Linked DNA regions of Homo sapiens: region 2 is linked to region 1. Evidence: read pairs that join two places in POLR2A ChIA-PET (ENCODE). Cell type or tissue: A673. All regions are shown on one strand. Each heading gives the region's core, and the rest is flanking DNA. Links, peaks and the distances in the headings are about the cores only.

What was found. Peaks named below come from ENCODE experiments on the same cell type or tissue, not always from the same donor. Only the 100,000 strongest peaks of a DNase experiment are listed, where the experiment ranks them.
Region 2: POLR2A ChIA-PET joins it to region 1 with 6 read pairs; 2 of 35 experiments call an interaction of 5 or more read pairs at or near these places.

Annotation. Positions count from the first base shown.
Region 1 is chr4:130,389,409-130,402,413 of GRCh38, forward strand. No RefSeq gene overlaps it. Among named protein-coding and RNA genes, the nearest start is that of LINC02479, 20 kb to the left of the region's middle. In A673, for the core only: no CTCF peak of the experiment used is centred there; a DNase peak (open chromatin) is centred at 6,633; H3K27ac peaks cover 650 bases.
Region 2 is chr4:130,494,567-130,507,571 of GRCh38, forward strand. It overlaps the pseudogene PGBD4P4 and the pseudogene GAPDHP56. Among named protein-coding and RNA genes, the nearest start is that of LINC02479, 120 kb to the left of the region's middle. In A673, for the core only: no CTCF peak of the experiment used is centred there; no DNase peak of the experiment used is centred there.

The DNA.
Region 1 (13,005 bases), core at 3,679-8,678:
GTTATTTTGCAAAGTGTTCAGTTTTATTTCTAGATTGAGTATGCACATTAGGCAGTCTGTCTTTATTATTCGGCAGGATGAAAATCTGCATAGGACTCCCACAGTGTCTATAATGTAAAATAATCTCACTGACTTGTTATTTGAATTATTTTGACACTTATCACAAACAAGTTGAAAAGTCAGAATGATCTCAATTCTGAATAAATAATAATAAAAATATCCATATATCAATGTAATTAAACATATGCATTTATATTTTTCTAGGTGTGCACCATATATATTACTATAACATTTTCTATAGGTCCTGCAAAAACATTTATATCAAGTTCTCTGTCTAGTGACATATAGATATAATATTACATTTGCTTATGACAAGTGAATTAGAGATGAAAGCTATGGATCATTTAAAAATAATATAGTCATATTAAGTTGTGAAAATAGTTTGGAAATAAATTAGCTTAATAATTGACTAGTTTTTCCCTTCCATTGCATATGCATGTAAAAATTGAATCACTAAGACAGAACTTCTGTACATAACCTAAATATTTACTGAACTAAAAACAAATCATAGCTAAGTGAAATAAGCCAGTCACAGAAAGACAAATACTGTTAATTCCATTTACATAAGATATTTAGAATAGTCAAAGTCATACGGAAAGAAAGTGGAATGGTAGGTACCAGGGTCCGGGGGAGGAGAGAATGAGGAGTTATTGATTCAAGGGTACACAGTTTCCATTTTACACGATGAAGAGTTATGGAGATATATGGTGGTGGTGGGTGCACAACATTATGGATGTGTTTAATACCACCAAGCTGTATACTTAAAAATGGGTAAGATGGCAAATTTTGTTATATGTATTTTTCCACATAAAAAAACATGGAAAAATATTTTTAAAGCCTCACAAACTAAAAAATCTTAAGTGTCAAAATAGCCATCTCAGGTGTGAATACAGAACAACCTTCTATACATGAAAATTAACTTTCTAATCTTAATGTACAACTTACTGCCATGTTGTGTAGGCTTAGTATTAGTGATGAATTGATAGCTAAGTTATGTATTTTAAACTATAACAATGCCTTCTTTCTGTTCTTTCTCAACTTTCTGTTCCCCACTGACCTCCTTTGCCTCTTCATCCTTCCCTTCTTGCTCATCCTTTCTCCTCATTTTTCTACTCATATTCCAAAAGTAAATATTAAAATTATGTCCTTATGATAAGAAAAACTAATCATCTTAGCAATGGTCAAATCAGATGCAATTAAAATTTTCAATTTTGCTTAAACTTGCCTGAGAAATGGTGAATAAATACCACTTTACTTATCTCAGCATTGTATATTCAATATTAAGGAACATTAAAAGACTTTAAAATGAAATTAATTTTATTTCAAGGTAAAGTAAAGCATGCTTATTCTGATGATTTCTTATCATGAATGGTTTTAAATAACCTAACCAATAAGCATTCAATTAACACTTTTTTCCCGTCCAGAAATATTTCAAACTCTTTTCTATCCCCGAACAACAACATTGCATGATAAATTTTCAAATTTTAATCAAAAGTAAAAATATAAAATTCAATATATCCCTACTATACCATGTTGGATTTAATATCACAGTGAGTCAGATAAGAGTTTGAGCTGTTGCCAACTTGTTAATTGGAAGACCAAGAGGAGAGAAAGCTCAGAGAGCTCAATTTAATACATTGGTTATTCAGTATATTGAGTAATAAATTAGTAGCTAGAAAGAATGAATACATTTCTCTGGTAGTTTATCATGCAGTAGTAATTTCAGCCTTACATGTAATGTGCCTCTAGGTTCCATCCACATATATCACAGGTGGAATTAAAGTCTATTTAGTTTATGAAAGTGTTACCCTCAAAAATAAAAGCAAATCTGTATTCAGCTGAACTATCCAGAAAATGGATGCAAGACCCTCTGTTTTTGGATTATGTAGAATCTTGTGCCTTTTCCATATCAGAATATATTTGCAAACATGGTAGTGCTCTCTAATTTCCAGCTGTATTCAAGAATATAAAAACATATTTTCAGAAAACTAAATTAGAATTTAAAATACAATGCACATATATGGACAATAAATTATATAAGAAATAATCAGTAATTTTATATTTAAATCTTTGAATCTGTTTTTCTTTAATTATTTCCACATTAATTATTTTGTGTTACATTATGGGTTTCAAGAATTAGGTAATTTATTTTATTTTTTGGGAGAAAGTTTCTGGTTGTCTCTGCTTTTAATACAATTGACCATTTATGCCTCAGTGAAAGTATGTAAGCATTATTTAATACATTTATGGACCTGAATCTTTGGATGTGCAAATGTATTCTTCAAAGTAAATTACCCCTCCACTTTATAGAATTATATGGGTAGAGAGTAAAGTAAGATCTCCATAAAATGTCTTATTTGTGGTGCTGTTTTCTGCTATAAGAGCTTCCATTTTGTCAAAGGAGAGACTGAGGTCATCATCCTTTACACACTGGCTAACACCCTGGTAATGAACAATCATTCAAGACATCATTTTAGAGGCTGAGTTGAGTCTTCTGTAAGGAAAATGGCAACCTGTTTGGATAATGTTATTATGACTTAATTAAAACAAGAACACTGCACAGGTCTTCTCTTATGGTATATGTTTCTCAAGTTTTACTAATTAATCCTTCCCAGTGGGAAAAATGCTATTAACACAGAGTTGGGATGTTATGCTGAATGAATGTAAACGTTATAAATAATATTTGCTTGTTGAATTAAACACAAAACACAACATTAAAAAATGAATATATTAACATTTTCTATTTCTAGATATTCATATAAATAAAATATTTAATTTCTTTGCAAACATTAGAGCAGAAGTGAGAATTATCAATATATCCTTTAAGATATCACCCTGTCCTAATAAACTCATTAATGAATTTTTCTTAACTTTCTTTTAAAATGGTGAAAAATGCATATTATTCCATAAAAATGTAATTCATTCATCATAACACTATTTTATTTAAAGCTGTAATACACTGATATGTTGAAATAAAGTTTATTTTTAAAATTAGTATTTAACACTATGTAAGAATATTAATTGCATCACACTTTTGGAATCATTGAAAATATATAAATTCGGATACATAAAATAATATGATAAAATTAAAAAATCCTCTGATACCTATCAATGCCCTAATTTATTATCCTGTTAACAATGATGTAAAACAGGGGTGTCTAATCTTTTGGCCTCCCTGGTCACAGTTGAAGAAGAATTGTCTTGGGTCACACATAAAATACATTAACACTAATGATAGCTGATGAGCTAAAAAAAATTAATAAAAATAAAATAAACTGCAAAAAAATTTCATAATGTTTTAAGAAATTTTACAAATTTGTGTTGGATGACATTCAAAGCCGTCCTGGGCCACATTGGGTCACAGGTTGTAGAAGCTTGGTGTAAAAGAAAGAAATTTCATTAATTTAAAATACTTGCCCTTTGGATCTGACCTAGTGCCTAGACTTCTCTAGCACTAAGTGTATTTTCAGTCACATTGAGGAAGATTTCTTCACCCCAGAACTATTGCTCACATTCTCCCATATAGTAGCGGTTGCCTATTTTATGTTTGACTAAAAAGTGTTGGTAGGCCAGCCCTCCCCAATGTGTCTCCAATTTGCTTAGATGCTAATTTGGAAAGTTCCATTTTTTCTTTGAAAAAAAGGGAACAAAATAAATACATTATTTGCTGAGTTACTTGAGAACTAAAAAGTCACTCTTGTAAATGCTCTAGATAAATTATAGAGTCCAGACAAGTGGGATTAATATTTCAGCCAAAGTTAGAAATCAGAGTTGGGTTTTGATTTTTAATGGCATGTAGCACAGAGACACCCACAACTTCTCTGAAAAATACACATTCCTTATAGGGCTCTTGAAGAACATATAGGCAAGAAAGATAAAACTAATGGGAAACAAAGTACTGCTTTATTATCTTTGAGAAGCCATTATTTTTGTTGGAAGAATTGTGGGACCTTATAAAGCTGAGTTTGGCATGAGCCTTAAGCCAAAAACTTAAGTGGGGTCTTAACCACAAAAGCCACAGTCCACATTTAAAGTCAGCAGTAAAGACATCTTTTTAAATTTATTTCTCCTGCCCAGCTTTACTTTCTCCCTTTCTTGGTGTTTCAGGTTAATTGTACTAATGTCCCTAATTTTCCACTACTCCCTCTATCTATGCCCTTTGCATTATAAGTTTGCAGTGCCTCCATTAAGAGGCAAAGTCTATTTCTTCATCCTTGAATCTGGGATGGCCTGGCCTGGTCAGTAGAATGCAGTAGATACGACAAGTAATTTCCGAACCTAGACCTGAGAGGCTTCTGTTTTTTCCACTCTCTGCTTTGAAGCCCTTCATCTGCAGTGAGAACAAGTCTACATTCTTCTGCTGCAGAATGAGATAGAATGTGGAGCACAGCCAAGTCATAACAGCCAAGGCCATGTTATGTGATCCAGGTCCACTCAACCCACAACAGATAACTGCAGACATAAGAACAAGCACCGTTAAGATAGGTTGAATCCAACTATCAGTGGAATCACCCAGATGACTATAGACTTAACACAAATAATAAATGTTCATTGTTTTACACCAACTAGTTTAGAATCTTTCATTATGCAGAAATAGCTAAATAATACAATTCAATGTTTGACTCCTCATTCCTTTGTACTTCTATCTCATGTGATATGCCTGTTTTTCTGCATGATCTTTAGTGAAATGGTGAAATAAAATATGGTCACAGTCAACCAGCCTAGTCCAAACTCCAATCTGTTTCAGAATTTGATGAAAACTGGGTTAACATTTTACCAGAGACTTGTTACCATGGTTTTCATTTTTTTATTTTATTTTTTTAGACAGTCTCACTCTGTCACTCAGGCTGGAGTGCAGTGGCATGATTTCAGCTCACTGAAACCTCAGCCTCCCGGGTTCAAATGATTCTTGTGCCTCAGCCTTCCAAGCACTACAGTTTTTAGAAAAGTATGTACCGCTTTGATGAGCTGATAAACTAAGCTGAGAATGACAATATAAGAACCCTCAGAACATCATTGGGAGTTTAGTCTTTCTCTACCTGAAACCAGAATTTTTAGTTATATGTCAATACATTATTTTTTCAAAAAAAATTAACTGAAGCAAGTACAATTTGGGTTTCCATTAAAACCAAACATTTCTAAGTAATACAGGGTTTTATAACTGTCTAGTCACAAGGGAGAAGGAATTTCAGAAGACTACAAGGAGATACTGTGGTCAGCAAGTTGCTCAGTATCAAGTAACAGAGAACATCAAAGAAAGAACAAAGAAAATGAACATGCATCTTTTAATACATAGTAGCTCATTTCCAAATAAACATGCCCCAAAGCATTGTTTTGAATATATATTATTCTATGGTAAATCCATTTTCCTTTGAGCAGGAGGTGGGATTATTAGTAGAATAAAAATAAATTCTATTAAAACAAATTTAGGCCAGGCATGGTGGCTCAGGCCCGTAACACCAGCACTTTGGGAGGCTGAGGTAGGTGGATCACTTGAGGCCAGGAGTTTGAGACCAGCCTGGCCAACATGGTGAAACCTTGACTCTACTAGAAAATACAAAACACTAGCTAGGTCAGGTGACACACGCCTGTAATCTCAGCTATTTGAGAGGCTGAGGCACGAGAATCCCTTGAACCCGGGAGGCGGGGCTGCAGTGAGCCGAGATTGCATGTTCATTGCACTTCAGCCTGGGTGACAGAGTGAGGTAAGACACTGTCTCAAAAAAAAAAAGAAAAGAAAAAAATTTTTAAAAAGACTACAGATATTACTTCCTACTACCTGCGTTAATACCTCCCAGCCCTATTACTAGGCACTGAAGTTGAAAAAATTAAATTATATAAATCTTTCATTGGCAAACACTGTAACCACTAAAAAATGAGCAATTCTCTCTTCAAAGCTGAAATCAAAGTATATCTCAGAATTTCATTTCAACTATGGTACATTCTGGAATGGAATGAGAAGAAACATCAGACTGATAACTTTCTACGTTGCTTACAATTATAAATATACTGTTCTGTTTTTCCATGTGCCTTTGTTTGAGTGTGTATGCATTCAGCAATAGCATCTTATATTTAAAGCTGCTAGATGAATCAAGCAAGATTGTCAATTGTCCTGTAACAGACTCATAATAAATACCTCTATTTAAATATTATTTGACAAAACTTGCCTATGTAAAGTAGTTTTAAAAATATGATGCTTGGGAGGCTGAGGCAGGAGAATGGCATGAACCCTGGAAGCGGAGCTTGCAGTGAGCTGAGATCGCACCACTGCACTCCAACCTGGGTGACAGGGTGAGACTCCATCTCAAAAAAAAAAATATATATATATATTTTTTATATACATATATATAGATGATGCTCAACTTATGAACTCACAAGTAGAATACACTGTGCTTTATTTGAATTTGTGGGCAAAAAGATTGCATTAAAAGAAGTCAGGAAACAGGAAACACAGGGAAATGTTAACTTTCAAAGTGTTCTTGGTTATAATAACTATTACAAACTCATGATTGTGACAGATGAGAAGTTTAGCATGAATAACAAAATTAGACAAACATATTTTGGCCATGATATATCCGGTATATTCAGAAAGGAAACACACAAACTATTAAACTTAGTCATGGAGAAATAGGACATAAAGTTGACTCACCACTAGCAGTGATTGCTTTAGTGTAAATCTGGAATCCCAGCAATTCAGTCAATATGAACAAATGCTAGAAAGTAAGCTGTTTGTCCAAAAATATTTTTTATTAACGAAGAGCAAAATACTGCATGCTCTGGAATTCATCCATGCTGAACATATTCTTTAAATAAATAAATCGTGTTGAGGATAGTTGGCCTCTAAACTTGTGTTGAAAATGTAGGAGTCTGAATCTGTCTTTATTTAGTACGCATTGCCTCTGCATGTCATGTACACAAAAAAAGTAGAAACCAGGAGTAGGGTAGAATTAATCAATGACTGTCATGAAATAAATTCAGTTTGGTCAACACTAACTGAAATATTCTTAAATAGGGGTTAATTGTACTTGATCTACCTCCCTTTAATGCCCACAATATTTAGTACCCATACATTCTTAGGAACAATTGTAAGGAATAAAATACATGAAAATGGATTAAATGAAGATGTATTAATTTTATACTTGTTAGTTTTTCATTTGATCTTCCTCATTGTAAGTTTTTTCCCAGAATTTTTACTTTAGTTTGTAATGTCTACTTAAACAATATCATTAAGAAGATAAAGAAGCTTGCCTTTCTTTTTTATTAAGCAATGGCTGTTAGATTTAATTTGATAATGTTTTATTTCCCTTTAATTTATACTTTGTGTTACCTCCTGTTTCATAATGAATGAAAATCGCTGTCAATTTAAATTAATAACATAAAAGTTTTCTTCTTTTTTAACTTTTATTTTAAGTTCGGGATACACGTGTAAGTTTGTTACATAGGTAAACTTGTGTCACGGGGATTCGTTGTACAGATTATTTTATCACCCAGTGATTAACTGTAGTACCCATTTGTTATTTTCCCTGACCCTCTCCCTCCTCCCATCCTCCACCCTCTAATAGGCCCCAGTGTCTGTTGTTTCCCTCTATGTGTCCATGAGTTCTCGTCACTTAGCTCTCACTTATAAGTGAGAAGATGTGGTATTTGGTTTTCTGTTCCTGCATTAGTTTGCTAAGGATAATGGCCTCCATCTCCATCCATGTTTCTGCTGAGGACATCATCTTGTTCTTTTTTATGACTACATAGTATTATTCCGTGGTGTGTACGTACCACATTTTCTTTGTCCAGTCTACAATTGATGGGCATTTAGGTTGACTCTATGTCTTCACTCTTGTGAATGGCGCTACAGTGAACATACACGTGTATGTGTCCTTATGATAGAACAATTTATATTTATAATTATGTTTCTTTGGGTATATCACAGTAATGGGATTGCAGGTTCATATGGTAGTTCTGATTTTAAGTCTCTAAGGAATCGCCACATTGTTTTCCAAAATGGTTGAACTAATTTACACTCCCACCAACAGTATGTAAGTATTCACTTTTCTCCACAATCTCACCAGCACCTGTTATTTTTTGACTTTTTAATAATGGCCATTCTGACTGGTGTGAGATGGTATCTCATTGTGGCTTTGATTTGCATTTATCTAATGATCAGTGATCAGTGATGTTGAGCTTTTCTTCTTATGGTTGTTGGCTGCGTGTATGTTTTCTTTTGAAAAGTGTTCATGTCATTTGTCTACTTTCTAATGTGGTTGTATGGTTTTTTTTCTTGTAAATTTGTTTAAGTTCCTAATACATGCTGGATATTAGACCTTCATCAGATACATAGCTTGCAAAAAATTTTCTTCCATTCTGTAGGTTGTCTGTTGATCGTATCTTTTGCTGTGTGGAAGCTCTGTAGTTGAATTAGATCCCATTTGTCAATATTTTCTTTTGTAGCAATTGCTTTTGGCATCTTCATCATGAAATATTTACCTATTTCTATGGTCCAGAATAGTATTGCCTATGTTCTCTTCCAGTGTTTTTACAGTTTTGGGTTTTACATTTAGGTCTTTAATCCATCTTGAGTTGATTTTTGTATATGGTTTAAGAACAGTGTCAAGTTTTAATCTTCTGCATATGGCTAGCCAGTTACCCTAGCACCATTTATTGAACAGGGACCCTGTTCTCCATTGCTTGTTTGTGTTAGCTTTGTTAAATATCAGATAGTTGTGCAGTAGGTGTGCAGCCTTATTTCTGGGCTCTCTGTTTTGCTCCATATGTCTACATTTCTGTGTCTGTTTTTGTACAAGTACCATGCTGTTTTGGTTACTATAGCCCTGCAGTTGGCTAGCATGATGCCTCCAGTTTTGTACTTTTTGCTTAGGGTTACCTTGCTCTTTTTTGATTCCATATGAACTTTAAATTTTTTTTCTATTTCTGTGAAGAATCTCATTGACAGTTTGATAGGAATAACATTGGATCCATAAATTGCTTTGGGCAATTTTGTCATTTTAACAATATTGATTCTTCCTATCCATAGGCATATTTTTCCATTTGTTTGTGTCATCTCTGATTTCTTTGAGCAGTGTTTTATAGGTATCCTAGGAGAAATCTTTCATTTTCTTGGTTAGCTGTATTCTTAGGTATTTTATTTATTTATTTTTGTGTGGCAATTGTGAATGGAATTGCATTTTTGATTTGGCTGTCTACCTGACTGTTGTTGGTGTATAGGAATGCTGGTAATTTTTGTACATTGATTTTGTATCCTGAGGCTTTGCTGAGTTGTCTGTCTATCAGCTTTAGGAGCTTTTGAGACGAGATTATGGGGTTTACTAAATATAGGATCATGTCTGCAAACAGGTATAGTTTGAGTTCCTTTCTTGATATTTGGATGCCCTTTATTTATTTATGTTGCCTGATTGCTCTGGCCGGGACTTCCAATGCTATGTTGAATAGGAGTGGTGAGAGGGGGCATCCTGTCTTGTGCCAATTTTCAAGGGGAATGTTTGGAGATGTTGCCCATTCAGTATGTTGGCTATGGGTTTGTCATAGATGGCTCTTAATATTTGAGATATGTTCTTTCAAAACATAGTTAATTGAAAGTTTATAACATGAAGGGGTGTTGAATTTTATTGAAAACCTTCTCTGCACCTACTGAGATAATCATAATATGGTTTTTGTCTTTAGTCTTGTTTATGTAATGAATCACATTTATTGATTTTCATGTAATGAACAAAACTTTCATTCCAGAGATAAAGCATATTTAATAGTGGTGGGTAAATCTTTTGATGTGCTGCTGAATTTGGTTTGCCAGTATTTTGTTGTGGATTTTTGCATCAATGTTCATCAAAGATATTGGCCAGAAGTTTCCTTTTTTTTGTTGTGTCTCTGCCAGGTTTTGGTATCAAGATGATAGTAGCCTCATAGAACCAGTTACTCCTGAATTGTTTCAGTAGAAATGATACCAGCTCTTCTTTGTATATCTGATAGAATTTGGCTGTGTATCTCTCTGGTCCTGGGCTTTGTTGTTGTTGTTAGGCTATTTATTACTGATTCAATTTTGGTGCTTATTATTGGTCAGTTCAGGGATTCACTTTCTTCCTAGTTCAGTCTTGGGAAAGTGTATGTGTCTGCAAGTTTATCCATTTGTTTTCCCAGAGTTTCTAGTTTGTGTGCACAGAGGTGTTCATAATATTATCTGGTGGTTATGTATATTTCTGCAGGGTCAGTGGTAATATTCCCTTTGTTGTTTCTAATTGTGTTTATTTCAGTCTTCTCTCTTTTCTTCCTTATTAGTCTAGCTGTCCGTCTATTTATTTTAGTAATTAGAAAAAAACAATTCCTGGATTTGTCAATCTTTTGAATGATCTTTTTTGTCTTAATTTCTTTCCGTTCAGCTCTGCTTTTGGCTATTTCTTATCTCCTGCTAGCTTTGGGGTTGGTTTCCCCCTTGGTTTTCTACATCTTTTAGTTGTGATGTTAGGTTGTTGTTTTGAAATCTTTCTCACTTTCTGATGTGGGCCTTTAGTGCCATACATTTCTCTCTTAACATTGCCTTCCCTGTGTCCCAGAGATTCTGTTATGTTGTATCTTTGTTCTCATTGTTTTAAAGAACTTATGGATTTCTGCTTTAATTTCATTATTTACCCAGAAGTCTCTCAGGCACAGGTTATTCGATTTCTCTGTAATTGCATAGTTTTGAATGATTTTCTTAGTTTTGGTCACTAATTTTATTGTGCTGTGGTCCAAGAGAGTGGTTGTTATGATTTCAGTTATTTTGCATTTGCTGAGAAGTGTTTTGTGTCTGATTATGTAGTTGATTTCAGAGTGTGTACCATGTGGTGATGAGAAGAACGTATACACTTTTGTTTATCGGTGGAGATTTCTGTAGATGTCTATCAGGGCTATTTGTTTCAATGCTGAATTTAGGGCCTGCATATCCTTGTTAATATTCCTCCTCAATGTTCTGTCTAATACTGTCAGTGCGTAGTTGAAGTCTCCCAATATTATTGTTTGGGAGTCTAAGTCTCTTTGAAGGTCTCTAAGAGCTTGCTTCATTAATCTGAGTGCTTCTGTGTTAGGCGCATATCTATTTAGAATAATTAGGTCTACTTGTTGAATTCAACCCTTTAGCATGATGTAGTGTCACCCTTTATCTTTTTCAGTTTTTGTTGACTTAAAGTCTGTTTTGTCTGAAATTAGGATTGCAATCCCTGCTCTTTTCTGTTTGCTGTTTGCTTGGTAGATTTTTTCCATCCCTTTATTTTGAGCCTAGGGCTGTCATTGCATGTGAGATCGGTCTCTTAAAGACAGCTTATCGGTGGGTCTTGGATCTTTATCCAGCCTGCCACTCTGTACCTTTTCATGGGGGGCATTTAGCCCATTTACATTCAAGGTGAGTATTGGTATGAGTGGATTTGATCCTGTCATCATGCTGTTAAATGGTTATTATGCTGACTTGTTTTGTGTGGTTGCTTTATAGTGAACTTAAATGTGTTTCTTTGATGGCTGGTAATGGTCCTTCCTTTTCATTTAGTGCTTGCTTCAGGAGCTCTTGTAAGGCAGGTCTGGTGGTAATGGATTCCCTCATATTTGCCTGTCTGAAAAGCATCTTATTTCTCCTTCGCTTATGAAGGTTTGGCTGGATATGAATTCTGTGTTACAATTTCTTTTTCTTTAACCCTTTTTCATTTAAAAAAAGAAGGTACAGCTCGCTGCCAGCACTCATTTAATTTTGTATGAAAATGCTCTGTGAGGCTGAAGCAAATTTGATTTTCAATTTGAAAATAAAATATTAAAAAAATTGAATATAAAAACTTTTCTAGGAGCTATTTCTAAACATTACTAACATCAAAATTGTATGAATCGTCAGAATCATCTATTTTGGAAAAATCAGATTCATCAAATGAATCTTTGACCAACAACTGTTCATAAACAATGTTAACATTGCATGTAGGAATGCTATGTTTTCTAGGATTTAAAATTTTCAACCATCAAGAATTATCATATTTTGTAAATGGAAATACCACTATTAAAAACAGAATGCTATAAATAGAATGTTATCTTTTATTTCCAAAGTCAATATACTAGACATAGATTTTGTCTCTTTACATAATCCCATATTTCTTGGACGTTTTGTTCATTTTTTATTGTTTTTCTCTATTCTTGTCTGTCTCGTTACAGAAAGCCAGTCTCCAAACTCTTAGATTCTTCTCTCAGCTTGTTCTAGTCTGTTATTAATACTTGTGATGGCATTAATAAATTCTTTTAGTGTGTTTTTCAGCTCTATCAGGTCAGTTACATTTTTCTTCTATACTGGCTATTTTATCTGTCAGCTTCTGTATTGTTTTATCGTGATTCTTAGCTTCCTTGGACTGGATTTCAGTGTACTTCTGAATCTCAATGATCTTCATTCCTATCCATATTCTGAATTCTATTTCAGTCTTTTGAGCCATCTCAGCCCAGTTCAGAACCCTTTCTGGAGAGGTACTGTGGTTGTTTGGAAGAAAGAAGGCACTCTGGCTTTTGAAGTTGTCAGAGTTCTTGTACTGCTTCTTTCTCATTTGTGTGGGCTAATGTTTCTTAATTTTTGTAGTTGCTGACCTTTGGATGGGTTTCTTTTCTTTTTTCCTGTTTGATGACCTTGGGGGTTTGATTGTGGTGTAAGGTGGTCATCAGTCAGCTGGCTTCACTTCTGGAAGATTTCAGGGAGCCAATATTCAGCTCCCAACTCCTGGACTGCATGCTCTAACTCTGTGGGACTTGAATTGGGCCCCAACTTTGTTCTCTCACTCTTCACGGTTTAGGAATCCACTACTTTAAGAGAGCCAAGGTGCTCCCAGACCACTGGTCACTACACTATGATGGGTGGGGCCAGCCAGAGCATTTCACAGTGTGGTGGTAGAGGAATCCAACCTCATTTGCACATGCCAGCTGAAGTGGCAGTGGTAGTGCTGCATG
Region 2 (13,005 bases), core at 4,543-9,542, 110 kb after region 1:
AAAAATGATAAGTAATGAAGACTGAATTCTGAAGCACTTAACCTATTTCCCATTTGGCCCAAGGATACTCACTGGTGGTTCTGGTGGCTTCAGCATTTACCCTGAGATGGAATGGAGTGACAAGAAGGAGGTGACAATGCTGTCATCACTGCACAATAATACTTTGATTGAAGTAGACAACAGAAATGGAAGGAAAACTAAGGAGCCATGTCTCATTGTGTATTATAACGAGAATCTGGGAGCACTGGACTCGGCTGAGCAGATGCTCACTTCTTATGCACCTGAACACAAAAGGCACAAGGTTTAGTAGAAGAAATTATTTCACCACCTTCTAAACATTACAGTTCTGAACTCCTACATCCTATTCAAGAAGGACAATCCTGAGCACATGATTAGCCATGTAAACTTCAGACTGCCATTGATGGAAAGAGTGCTAGAAAAGCACCACAAGCCAGGGCAGCAATGTCTTCCAGGGTGTCTGTGCTCTGATGATGCCACACCTCTTCACTTGCCTGGAAGACATTTCCCCAAGAGCACACCACCAACATCAGGGAAACAGAATCCAACTGGTCATTCCAAAGTTTGCTGCTTTCACAACAACAAGGATCACAACAAGATCCGGAGAGAAACGTGATATTTTTTGTCGGAATGTTGTGATGTTCCTGTTTGTGTTGTTCCTTGCTTTGAAAGTTTAACACACACAAAAGAAATTTCAATACTGATCATCATATACATTTACATTACATTAGAATTAGAGACAAGTTCTGGTTAGAAATAACTCCAATAACATTTTTTTTTTGTATTTTATTTTCACATTCAAAGTCAGTCAGATTTGCTTCAGCCTCAAAAAGCGTGTTTATGTAAAATTAAATGAGTGCTGGCAGTGAGCTGCACTTTTTTTTCTAAGTGGGAAATTTTAAATGATTAGCATTTTTTGCCATTAGAAGGAAGCAACAAAGGAAACAGAAGTAGGCAGTGAGGAAGCACTGAAATGGAGTATAAGCTGTCCTGAAAGTCAAGTGAAAAATGTATTTTAGGGAGGAGAGAGTAATCAGTTGTATCAAATGTTATTGCTAGTTAAAACAGAATAAGGACTACATGATCACCGGATGAACCCACTGGACATAATCAGTGTTCACTACATTTTTTTTTCCCAAGACGGAGTCTCACTCTGTCGCCAGGCTGGGGTGCAGCGGCCTGATCCCCTCGGCTCACTGAAACCTCTGCCTCCCGGGTTCAATTGATTCTCCTGCCTCAGCCTCCCGAGTAGCTGGGATTACAGGCCTGTGCCACCATGCCCAGCTAATTTTTGTATTTTTAGTAGAGATAGGGTTTCACCATGTTGGCCAGTATGGTCTCAATCTCTTGACCTCATGATCCACCCACCATGGCCTCCCAAAATGCTGGGATTACAGGTGTGAGACATCGCGCCAGCTTTCAAAGTAAATTAGTGACCTCAATTCAGCAGTTTTGTCGGAATAGTAGGCGTGAAAGTCAGATTGAAATGGGTTCAAGAGGAAATGAGAAGGCAGGAAGTGGAACATCAATGCTTGCTATAAAGAGAAAAGCAGCAGGAGTAACAGGGCAGTAGCTTGAAGGCACTGTGAAATTAAGAATTATAATGATTTTAAAAAGGATGAATAACAGTATGATTGTCAGCTGAGGAGAGTAATTCAGTAGAGAAGGAAAAATTGATTAGGAGAGAAGGGAGGGATGGCCTTTATAGGGGCTAGCATAGGAAGTAGTGCTCTGGTGGAGAGGTTGACCTTAAATAAGATCGAGCTTATTCTATGTATGGGGACAGCACACTGAGACAGTGAATCGCATAGATAAAACTAAGTGGATAAATGCAGGAGTTGAAGCATGTTGATGTTTTCTTCTAAATTCTCCTGTTTTCTTACTGAAGTAGGAAGCAAAGTCATTAGCTATGAGTGATGATGTGGAAAAGAGATGTGCGAGGTTGGAAGAAAGAAGCATTGTAGAGCATCGCTAAGAATGCCTGGCATAAATGTGGTATATCATCACCATCTTATTATTATTGTTGTTGCTGTTATTACTAGAACCACTATGTCTGCAAATATGTATTTTTAAACTAAACTACCTGAAAACAGTATTTCAGCTACAAATAATGACTTTAATAACAGTAATTCCAGATACGATGGCAAATATTAGTGGGGGAGATATTTAGAGGACATTTGGACCTTACTGCATTTCTGAAATTGTGCCTACTCACAATTTCTGAGAAGACATACTTCTCTTCCTATTTTTTGTTAGCCTACTATTGCTATTGTTTTCAGCTGCTCAAAACCTACCTTGGACGCCTTGAACTGTTTCTACAGGAATAAGTCCTACATTTACATCCTACTTGGAGGCAACATCCTCATAATTGAAAACAAATTCAAAAATAAATCCAAATTGTGATTTCTTAAAAAGGATGTGTGCTACTCTGAAAGAAGTTGGAAAAGCAATTACTATAACATAAATTATATTTATGTTTTCTGTTAGTACCAACTCTATTTACAAAGTGTTATATTCACTTTAAATAAAAACTTAGAAATGTGTACTTACACATGCAAATATAACCATATTTTTATTTAATAGCTTAAAATGCACTTGATTTTCCTGTGCTTGTGTAGAATATCAGTCACGTATTTTTCCTTTTTTGCCAAGAAAGGTTAGAAAACAATTTTCTTCAGCTTCCACAGTTCTTTTTTTTTCTGGAAGTAATTTGTGTGTTTGTCTAGAGGGCAAAAACTCCATAGACAATTGGGTCAGTGAATAGATCTGAGTAAATTTAGTTTTTAAAATAACCCTGGTCCCTGGGTTTTAGTTGTTCAACCACTTTCCACTTTCTCTCATGTTTAGGTTGATGTAGGTGGGAGTTACTCATATCTATTTCTTAATCCCTCTTATTTTATTGCACAAATAATATGGAGAACTTTATTATTTAAATTTACTATTTTAAAAACTTACCTCTTAAAAGTACTGAGAAAGAAATAAGTTGTTGGCTAATATTTTTTAATCCTGTGGTTTTGAATTAATATAGGAGTATACAACTTTATCTCCTATTGTCCTTCACATAAATGTTTGTGTTTCAATATTCTCTATTCCCGCCTAAAATCCCTGCAGAACATGCACACCGCCCCTCAGTTTGAAGGTGGAGGCTATGAGAGCCTCCCACTCATTGGAAATACTTCTACAGAGTGCTTCCTATGGAGTTTAACAAATTTTCACACACGGATATTCTTGTGTATTATCATCAATAGACAATATTTAGACTGCTGTCACTCTAAGTCTCTTACTCAATAATGTGGATCTTTGGCATAGGTGAAGTGAATAGCATTTTTTTCATGGCCACAAAGGGTGCTAAACATATGAAAAAGATAGAAAAGTGACAAAATTTGTAGGTTCAAGAGAAGGTAACAAAATTTTTTTAAAAGTGTACTGGACAGTATTGCTATGAGGCTGACGGCCAAAGAAATTTACGGTCACGTTACACAGAGTTAAGGAAATGTTAAATTTTTTTGGCTAGTATCAGCTAGCTATCATATCTCAAATGGTGATACGGCATGAACAATGCCAAACTTTCAGATGGGACAGGTTCGGTAGATCAAGAGACTGCAGAAGTATTTTTAAATACCTGCTAAATGTTATAGAGAAAAAAGGTTATGTGTAAGAGCGGATTTTCAACATTAGTGAGTCTGGATTGTTTTACAACAATGTTGCAAATGAACCTATATTTCAGTTGATAAAAATGTTGAGACCAGAGGCTAACAGAAACCTAATTCTGTGTTTTCCTTAGCAAAGTTCAGTATTCACTAATTGAGTGTTTGCAGTGACCTTATAAATGTAAAACTCTGCTGAAAGAGTGAGTGTTTCATTCTGTCTGGGATAGTATCAGTGATGATACTGAGAAGTTTTATTCCAGTGTACACAGCATTAATGGATTTCATTTACTTTATTGTTTTGCAACATGTCAACTTGTCTAGGCTGAACTAAAACCCATGAAATTCCCTTTCTAGGGTGTCCCCAGTTAGCATGGGAAGCAAGAGAGATTCTTCCAAGAGTTGAAAGGCTGAAGGAATCCATCAGCCATTTTATATCATACACATATCTTCCCCAGTTAGTCAATCAAACTTTAGGTGCTACTGGGAAAAGACTTCACAGATGTAATTAAATTACCAAATCCATTGATTTTAGTTAATCAAAAGGGAGATTATCCTGTGCTGGCTGGCTTAAAGCTCTTTAAAGGGGGACTAAAATTAGAGTGTCCACACAACAGAAAGAAAGAAGACTGTAAAACATTTCTACATTCTGGTACCTCATCCATCACTTAATTTTTGCTGATCTTCTGACTCACATCATTGAACCGCATTAAGCAGCAGCTGGCCTTGCAGTTGTTTTTCTTTCCTTTACATCTTCCCTTTCTGACCACCTGCCTCAGAACTTTGGGCTTGCTTTTCCAGCCATCACAATTGTATAAGATAATTTCTGTAATAAAATCATCTATCATCTATCTATTTCTCTATCTACCCTATTCCTCTATCATTCTATCTTATATACAACTCAATCTATATCTGTATTTATAATCTCCCAATAATTTTGCTTTCTCTAAAGACTTAATAACATAGTTTTCAACCAAATATTTCTTTCCCTATTTCTCCATGTTCTTGCCTGTAATGCCTAGTTTCCGTCAATGTCCTTGTTCTCTAAACATCTTGATAAAAAATCTAATTGTTTCTTTCCCTCCTTCCTTCTTTCTCTTTTCTTCTTTCCTTTCTTCCCTCCTTCCTTGCCTCCTTCTTTCCCTCCTGCCTGCTTTCTCCTTTCCTCCCTTTTTCTTTTATGTTCTACAATATCTTTCTTGCCAACCAATCTTTCTTATTCTCAGAATGACATATCTTAAATAATCTTTCAGATAACAACTCTTTGGCTCAGCAACTGCAAGGCAAAGAAAGCAAAATGACTTAATCTTAAATATGTATAAGATATTTGTAGGAAAACAGAGGGGCTGAAGAGAATAGTTAAGATGGCATTTCAGATATTTTCTAAATCATAAAAGCATAAAATATAGCATAATGCATTTGAGAGTAACAGATAACTGTTGTGGATAGAACAAATAAATCTGTTAAAGACAATGGAAAAATATGAAGCTGAAAAATAGAGGGCACATCAAGAAAGACTTTGGATACCAGATATGAAAGGGACATTTGACAATCTCTTTTTATTTTACTCTTCACAGCTGTTTAAGGAGATTTAGAAAGCCTCTTCCTGGTAACCTGAAATTGAGTTTATTTCAAATAATTTTATGCATTAGTGAAAAAAGTCACATATATTACATGTAATATATGTAAACCAAAACTAAAATTGTAAGCCTCACATACCATCTGAATGGACTCCTCCTCTCAGCCAAGGGCATTCCAAAGTTAACCTGAAAAACTAGTTCAGGCCATGATGGAAAGTGTAGGTTGAACATACCTCATTATTCCCTCCTCCCTTTGGGAATTTGGGCACAGATGACCAACATTAACATTAAAACAGATTTCAAGACTGACAAAGAAGAACTTTTGTAGCAATAAGATATCAGATTCCAGCCTGACTCTAGAATAGCATCACATGACAGATAGCAGACCCGGAAAGAAATCAAAGTATTTTACCCCAAATTATCTTCTTTGCCATATCTGGAAATAGTCCTACAAAGCTGTCTCTTGTGGGGAAAGTCTACATCTGAAGAGAATCTCTTTCATTTTCTAAGCCTTTTTCCTGATCCAGAAAGGATCAACTCTGATAAGAAACATTTACAATCTGTTCTTCCTGAAGCTTTTCAGATAGAGGCTTCCTCTGCATAATGAGAACTTTGGTCTCCACAACCTCTTATCTTAACCCAGAAATTTCCTTCTATTGATTGTGTCTGCATAATGGGAAGTCTGGTCTCTACTAACACGGACATTCCCTTCTACTGAATCTAGGTCTTTAGACAATAACTGAACTCATTCAACCACTTGCAAATCAGAAAATCTTTGAATCTACCTATGACCTGGAAGCTCCCCCACCCTGCCATTCAATTGTCCTGCCTTTCTAGACCAAACTAATGTACACTTTAAATGTACTAATTGATGTCTTTTTTATTTACTTTTATTTTTGGTTTTGTTTTTTGAGACTGAGTCTTGCTCTGTTGCTCAGGCTAGAGTGCAGTGGCGCAATCCTGGCTCACTGCAACCTCCACCTCCTGTTTCAAGCAATTCTCCTGCCTCAGCCTCCTGAGTAGCTGGGATTACAGGTGCCCACCACCACACCCATATAATTTTTGTATTTTTAGTAGAGACAGTGTTTTACCATGTTGGCCAGGCTGGTCTTGAACTCCTGACCTCAGGGGATCTGTCCCCCTTGACCTCCCAAAGTGCTGATTGATGTCTCATGTCTCCCTAAAATGTATAAAACCAAGCTACAGCCCGATCACCTTAGGAACATATTCTCAGGAGCTCCTGGAGCTATGTCATGGGCCATTGGTTACTCATATTTGGTTCAGAATAAATCTCATAAAATATTTTATAGAATTTGAATCTTTTCGTCGACATAGATTTCACAAAAAGACAACATAAGTAGTCACTTTTAGGCTGGGCAGTTAAGGACAAGTGTTTTTCATATGCCCTTTATTCCTATTCTAGAGCAATCTTGGAGGACACCAAACATTCATATAGTGTAGCTGCAGATGGAGGAGAGTACTGACCCATGTTGGATTTCTATGAGTGAAAAATGAATGTCTTATTTGGTTAATCCCCTGAGAGCTGGGGTTAATTTGTTAATACAAGGCAACTTAGCTTACTTTGACTAATGGATCATGATAAGATGCTTGGATTTTATCATGTAAAAGATTAGCAACCATTAAAGAATGTTAAGGAGACAGGCAGCATGAGCTACAGCATAATATTTGGATCATTCCGATTTTGAATAAGTCAGTAACAGTAGTTCTATCTCTTTACCTTGCACTGATTCAAGAGTATCCTTACAGTTTAGTTCAGAACTGCTCATATGGAGAAGAATTTTCAAAGACACTAGGTTGAACATGTAGCTATCAGTTACAACATTATTATAAGGTGAGAAATGACAGTGTTTGAATGATGGCCACACAAGTGGAGATGGAAGGAACAAAACACGTTGAAAGATATGTGAGAACATAATTGAAGATCCTATCTTAATTTAAATGGCTGAGAAAATTAAGAGTAGAAGTCATCTCCCTGGTATATACAATGATCATCTACTAGCAAGGTAATTTAACCTGTTCACACCTAATGTCCTCCTCATTTTCACTATTTAACTATATATATATACATGTGTGTATATATATGAATTTTATATATATATGAATTATATATATATATATATGAACCTATATCTGTTCATAGTAATTCAAATCATACAGTATGATTTTCCAGTAGTGCTTCTCAAGCCCAGAAATGTAATGATGGGCTTTTAGGACATAAGACAAATGTCAAAGTGGTAGACCTATGGTGCCTCTACCATCTGCTTCAATCAAGTTAATACCTCCATGATATGTTTTTATATATGAACATTTCATGTAAGTTTTTCTTCCTATAACTTCTCTGTCAGTAGGGAGACTCACTTATCATTTTATAATTTTTTTTTCACTGGTGGAAACTAGAAGATATTTGCCCTGTGCTGGATAATTTTTTTTGCTTAGAAGTACTGCCAATCAAGAATCTCTAGGCTGGTCATTACTGTGTCTGCTTTTATCTCCTATTTCAGGACATTTTTCTATTCTTTTTGAGTATATCAGAATAGGAGGTTTCTATTTTTGTACTTAACTGTGTAAGTACAAAAGACTACAGTTTATCATATGTTCCAACTTGGGAAATTACAGAATTTCCCTAGGGGCTCCTCAGGACTCCATGCACAGAAAGGCCTGTCGGAATCTAACCCTAACAAAACTGAAATGCTCAGGTTCCTGGGATGAACAAGCCAACTAGGACCCCCAATAGAGGTTAACACAAACACACACACTTACAAAACAAACTGCTGTTTGGTTGAATCTTCTGTTTATAACACCGGGAACAATGTCTGTTACATAGTAGATCCTAAAGAAATATTTATTAAACCACCACTTATTTAGCCAATGTTGATTGGGAATCTTCTCTATGCTAGGCACTGTGATAGGGTGGAGATATTGAAAAGTGATGAAAATAATACAATGCTTCATCATTTTCGTGAAGACTATAATATAACTGTTACAAAATGACAAATGCTATAGAAACTCTGTCTACAGATATCATATACACTTATCTAAGCAAGAAGATATTTGAACCAAAATTTAAAGGTTGAGTAGGAGTTCACAAGATTGAAAGGCATTGAAAAAAAGGTAATCTAGGTAGATTGAACATATGTGAAAAATTGTAGGGTAACAAAAAGAAATGTTAATACTTCTGGATTAGAGATAGAGCACCGCATGTACATTTTTTGCCAGGCAGGGACACCTTATCCAACATAGTCTGTGGGATAAAGTTCTGGAAGACATTAAGTAGGTATTTGAAAAGTGTTTATATGTTTTAAAATGGAATTTCTGTCCTATATCAGGAAAGTTATCTTTTTCTTTTTCTTGTGTATAGTAGGGCACCCTAAGTCCCTCATCCTCAAGAGGTCAGAGATAAAAACTATGTCAAGGAGGGGATATCCTCAGTGTGTTAGGGGACTGATTTGGGGCAGGGACTTTGCCAGCTGTGAGCCTCTCTCTTCCTCTCATACTCATGTTGGGTCTGATTGTTCAGGGGGCTCTTATTTCATGGAGGCCAGGTAGGCCACAAGGTCCACCACCTTATTACTACAGCCAAATTCACTGTAACATCAGGAAATGAACTTAATGATATAGTTGTTGAAGAAAATGCCAGCTCAAACATTGAAGGTGTAAGAGTGGGTTTTACTTTTAAAGCTACAGGAGACAACCTGATCTTCTTCAGCTTAGCCCAGGATGCCTTCTGGGTGCCCTATAATTCATGCTTCCCCATCTTCTTGATGCTATTATATTTGGCAGCTTTTCCAGATGAAAGATCAGATCCACAACCAACACACTGGGTGTGGGGATACAGAAGTGCATGTCAGTGAGCTTTCCTTTCAGCTCAGGGTTGTCTTAGTCCACAGCCTTGGCAACAACAGTATATGCAGGAATGACGTTCTGAGCAGTCTCACAGGTGTCATGCCACCGTTTCCCAGAGTGTCTTCTGGGTGGTAGTATTGGCATGGAATGTGGTCATAAGTTCCAACATAATGCTAAAGTTGTCATGAATGAACTTGGCTAGGGGTGCTAGGCAGTTTGTGGTACAGGAGACATTGCTGAAGATCTTGAGGGAAACGCCATGTTTCTCATGGTTCACACTCATCACAAACATGGGGCATCAGCAGATGAGGCAGAGATGAGGACCGCTTTGGCTCCACCCCTCAAATGATCATCAGTCTTCTTCAAGATACTGAATACCCCAGTGAACTTCACAACATATTCAGCACCAACATCACCCTATTTGATAGTGGGATCTCACTCCTGGAAAATAGACATGGGCTTCCCTTTGATGGCAAGCTTCCTGTTCTCAGCCTTGACTGTGTCATTGAACCTGACATAGATAAAATCATACTAGAACATATAGACAATAAAGTTGAGACCAGTGAAGGAGTCATTGATGGTAACAGTATCCACTGTGATAGTGATAAAAACAGCCCTGGTGACCGGGCACCTGATATGGCCAAATCCGTTTACTCCAACCTTCACCATCGTGTCTCAGGGCTGCAGTTGGCACTACATAAGAAGTTGCCACTGTCTGTTACACAGGTATCAGCAGAAAACCAGAAAGTAAAGCCTTGAATGACACTGGTGAGCAATATTTGGACTAGTTATTAGGTTTTGTGTAAGGTTAGACTGCCTGAATTCCCTTTCCATTATGTTCATGAAGTCTCCAGTTTAGGTTCATAGTATTTACTTGCTGTAGTTGTAATTTCTTTTTTTTTTTTTTTTGTTTGAGATGGAGTCTTGCTCTGTCACCCAGGCTGGAGTGCAGTGGTACGATCTCGGCTCACTGCAAGCCCCCTCCCAGGTTCACACCATTCTCCTGCCTCAGCCTCCCGAGTAGCTGGGACTACAGGCTCCTGCCACCATGCCCAGCTAATTTTTTGTATTTTTTTTTTAGTAGAGACGGGGTTTCACAGTGTTAGCCAGGATGGTCTCGATCTCGTGACTTTGTGATCCGCCCGCCTCAGCCTCCCAAAGTGCTGGGATTACAGGCGTGATGTAGTTGTAATTTCAAGTACCCTCTTGAGGCTACTGCATCCCCAGTTGTAATGTTAGCCAAATTCTGGCCAGAAGGCAATGTCAGGGTTCTTGTGGGGCTAGGGAAGTGAGGAGGAAAATAGTTTATCCTATTTATCCTATTCAACCATACACGAATGAACGAACCTTGAGTAGCAACATTTATAATACCAGCAAAAGAACATTTACAGTGATTTCAATATTAGATGTAAAAGTATGCTGGCTTTTATTCCTAGCACTGCACTATTAGAAATAATCTGGTCAGATCTGCTCAGCACCAAAAGCACTTGATAATTCTGATTAAGAATGACCAGTTTCCAATCAGATTATTGTATTTAATGAGGCAACTCTTTTATCATGTATTTAAATAAGTCGTTTTCACTAAGCAGGAAATAAGACTTTTGGGGTATGTATGATATTTAAACTAACCTCATTAATATTACAAATCATCTCAGCTGCTCTATGACATATTTGATCTGATTTAGTATTCATAACAGTGTTATCAACTAGTATTATACCTCTATTTGAGTTACATTTTTAAAAACTGATAGAGTAAATTTACTTAGGAAATGACAAAACCAGAAATACTCCAACCTTTTATTATCAAATACAGAGTTTTATTCACTTTTCCATCAAGCCTTATCAACTGGATTGAAATTTGAAAAGTGGTCCTCAATTTAATGTTTAAAAAACTATTATATTGAAAAATATTATTCATGTTTTATTTGAAATTAATGATGCTAATTCCAATATTCAACTATCATAATAGTTTTCTCCAACTTATTTGTTTTTATAACTAGTAAGAAAGGTTATATAGGATACCATTTTGGAGCCAACATATACAATGTCCAAATAATCACATTTAAATATCTAACCTGCAATTGATTTTTTAGTAGCAATAAACAGTGACTTCTGGTAGCAATTTGTGGACTCTGTGCATAGTATTTAATAGACTTACTGCTTGAAATAAAGCAAAAGGACAGATACGACTTAAGGGAAAAAGAGAATTGAAATGGGAGATGGATTTGGCATTGTTAAGAGTCAAGACAATAAAACCTTAAAGTATAATTTAAATAACAGCTCCAGGTAGGTAAAAAAAACCTTCAACCTAGTAATCAAATAACTGCTATGATTGTTACTGAGCCTGACAGAATAATTCCCTTCTTAGTCATGAAATACAAGCTTTAACATTTAGTCTTAGGCCCAGAATTGAAAGTAAACATTCTTATGAGCAAATCACAATTAATACGAAGTATTTGCAAACAATGTGTACTCCGTGAAAACAACTATAGATGTTCACATCGTGGTTGAGCTCACATAGATTTCTTCTCTGTACACTTCCCATGCTTCTACCCAGGCAGGGACGCAATTAGCATATGCCTTCCTTCAACTGAAGAAACATTTTAAAGACCCATTAATTATTGTTAAATTTTTCATTATTCTTAAACTCGCTGATATGGAGAGACTGGAAGTGAAACTAAAATTTCCAAGGTTGAAAGCCATGACTATTTTATTATTTCTGTAGCTTTGTCAGAATTTTAAGAAAAAGTTGAGCCAATTCTGTAACGCATATTTGTGTATTCATAGAAAAGGTTATTTCAATCTTATTTTCACAGTTAAGTTTTATGACTTCTTTTAATTTTGTTTTGTTAATAAAATTTTTATTCTTTGGATAGTTAAGAAAGTTACAAATTTTTGTTATTCATCATAATGCCTTTGTTGGTTTTGTAAAACCTGGGTATTAGATACACCAATATTTTAGTCAATTTCATAATTGTTTACCAATTTTTTATAAGCCTACAGCACCCAGTCTCCCATCCAAGTACTAACCAGGCCAGACTCTCCTTAACTTCTGAGTTCAGATGAGACTGGGCACATTCAGAGTGGTATGGTCATAGACAGTAAATTATTCACTTTTAAATGATCATTGATTCATATTTAGAAAACACTCAATTTTGATATTTCAAATAGTAATCAAATATTACATGTGTTTTTATAATTACTTCATATTGACAATGTTGAAATTTACTTGAGCCCTCTCCTCCTGAAAACAATAGTGATTCAGAAACTCCCACCCTTTTGAGTTCCAGGATATAGTTTACTAAAAAGAATGGCCCTTCTCCATATGACTTAACTAAGGCTTGTGGATGATACCCTTGTTTACCTGTGTAAAGGCCAGACATAGACCCTTCAAATTCCCATTATTTGGCTCATTAATATTTAGCTGAGCTGTTTGTCCCCTAGCCAATCTGCAAAGAATGCCCTCTAACTTGACTGAAGTTTAGTTAGGCTTCTCTCCTTGACTGGAGACCTTGGAACCTTGACTCTCTCCTGAGATTAAACAAGCTCTGAAACACAGAAAAACTCCATAATGGCTCCACCTGAGAGTCATATGTCTGCAGAGAAAAACCTTCCTTAATCAAAACTCACACCATCTGCTCTTCCATTCCCCCATACCTGGTCTTTCTAGCATCAACTATTCCTCCCTATAAAAGGAAAGCCCCTTCTTTCTGACCTGCAAGGTACTTGTAGCTCTAATGGTCAGAGTATTTCCCCTGTGGTAGTAGTCTTTGGAATGAAGTCTTTCTTTTTTTTTTTTTCTTTAACCTAAGCCTGAGTTTGTTTCGTTTGACAGTTTTCTGGTATTGTGACTTGGGTGGAGTGCTGACTTCCTGGGATCCCACTTTCTTCTCCTA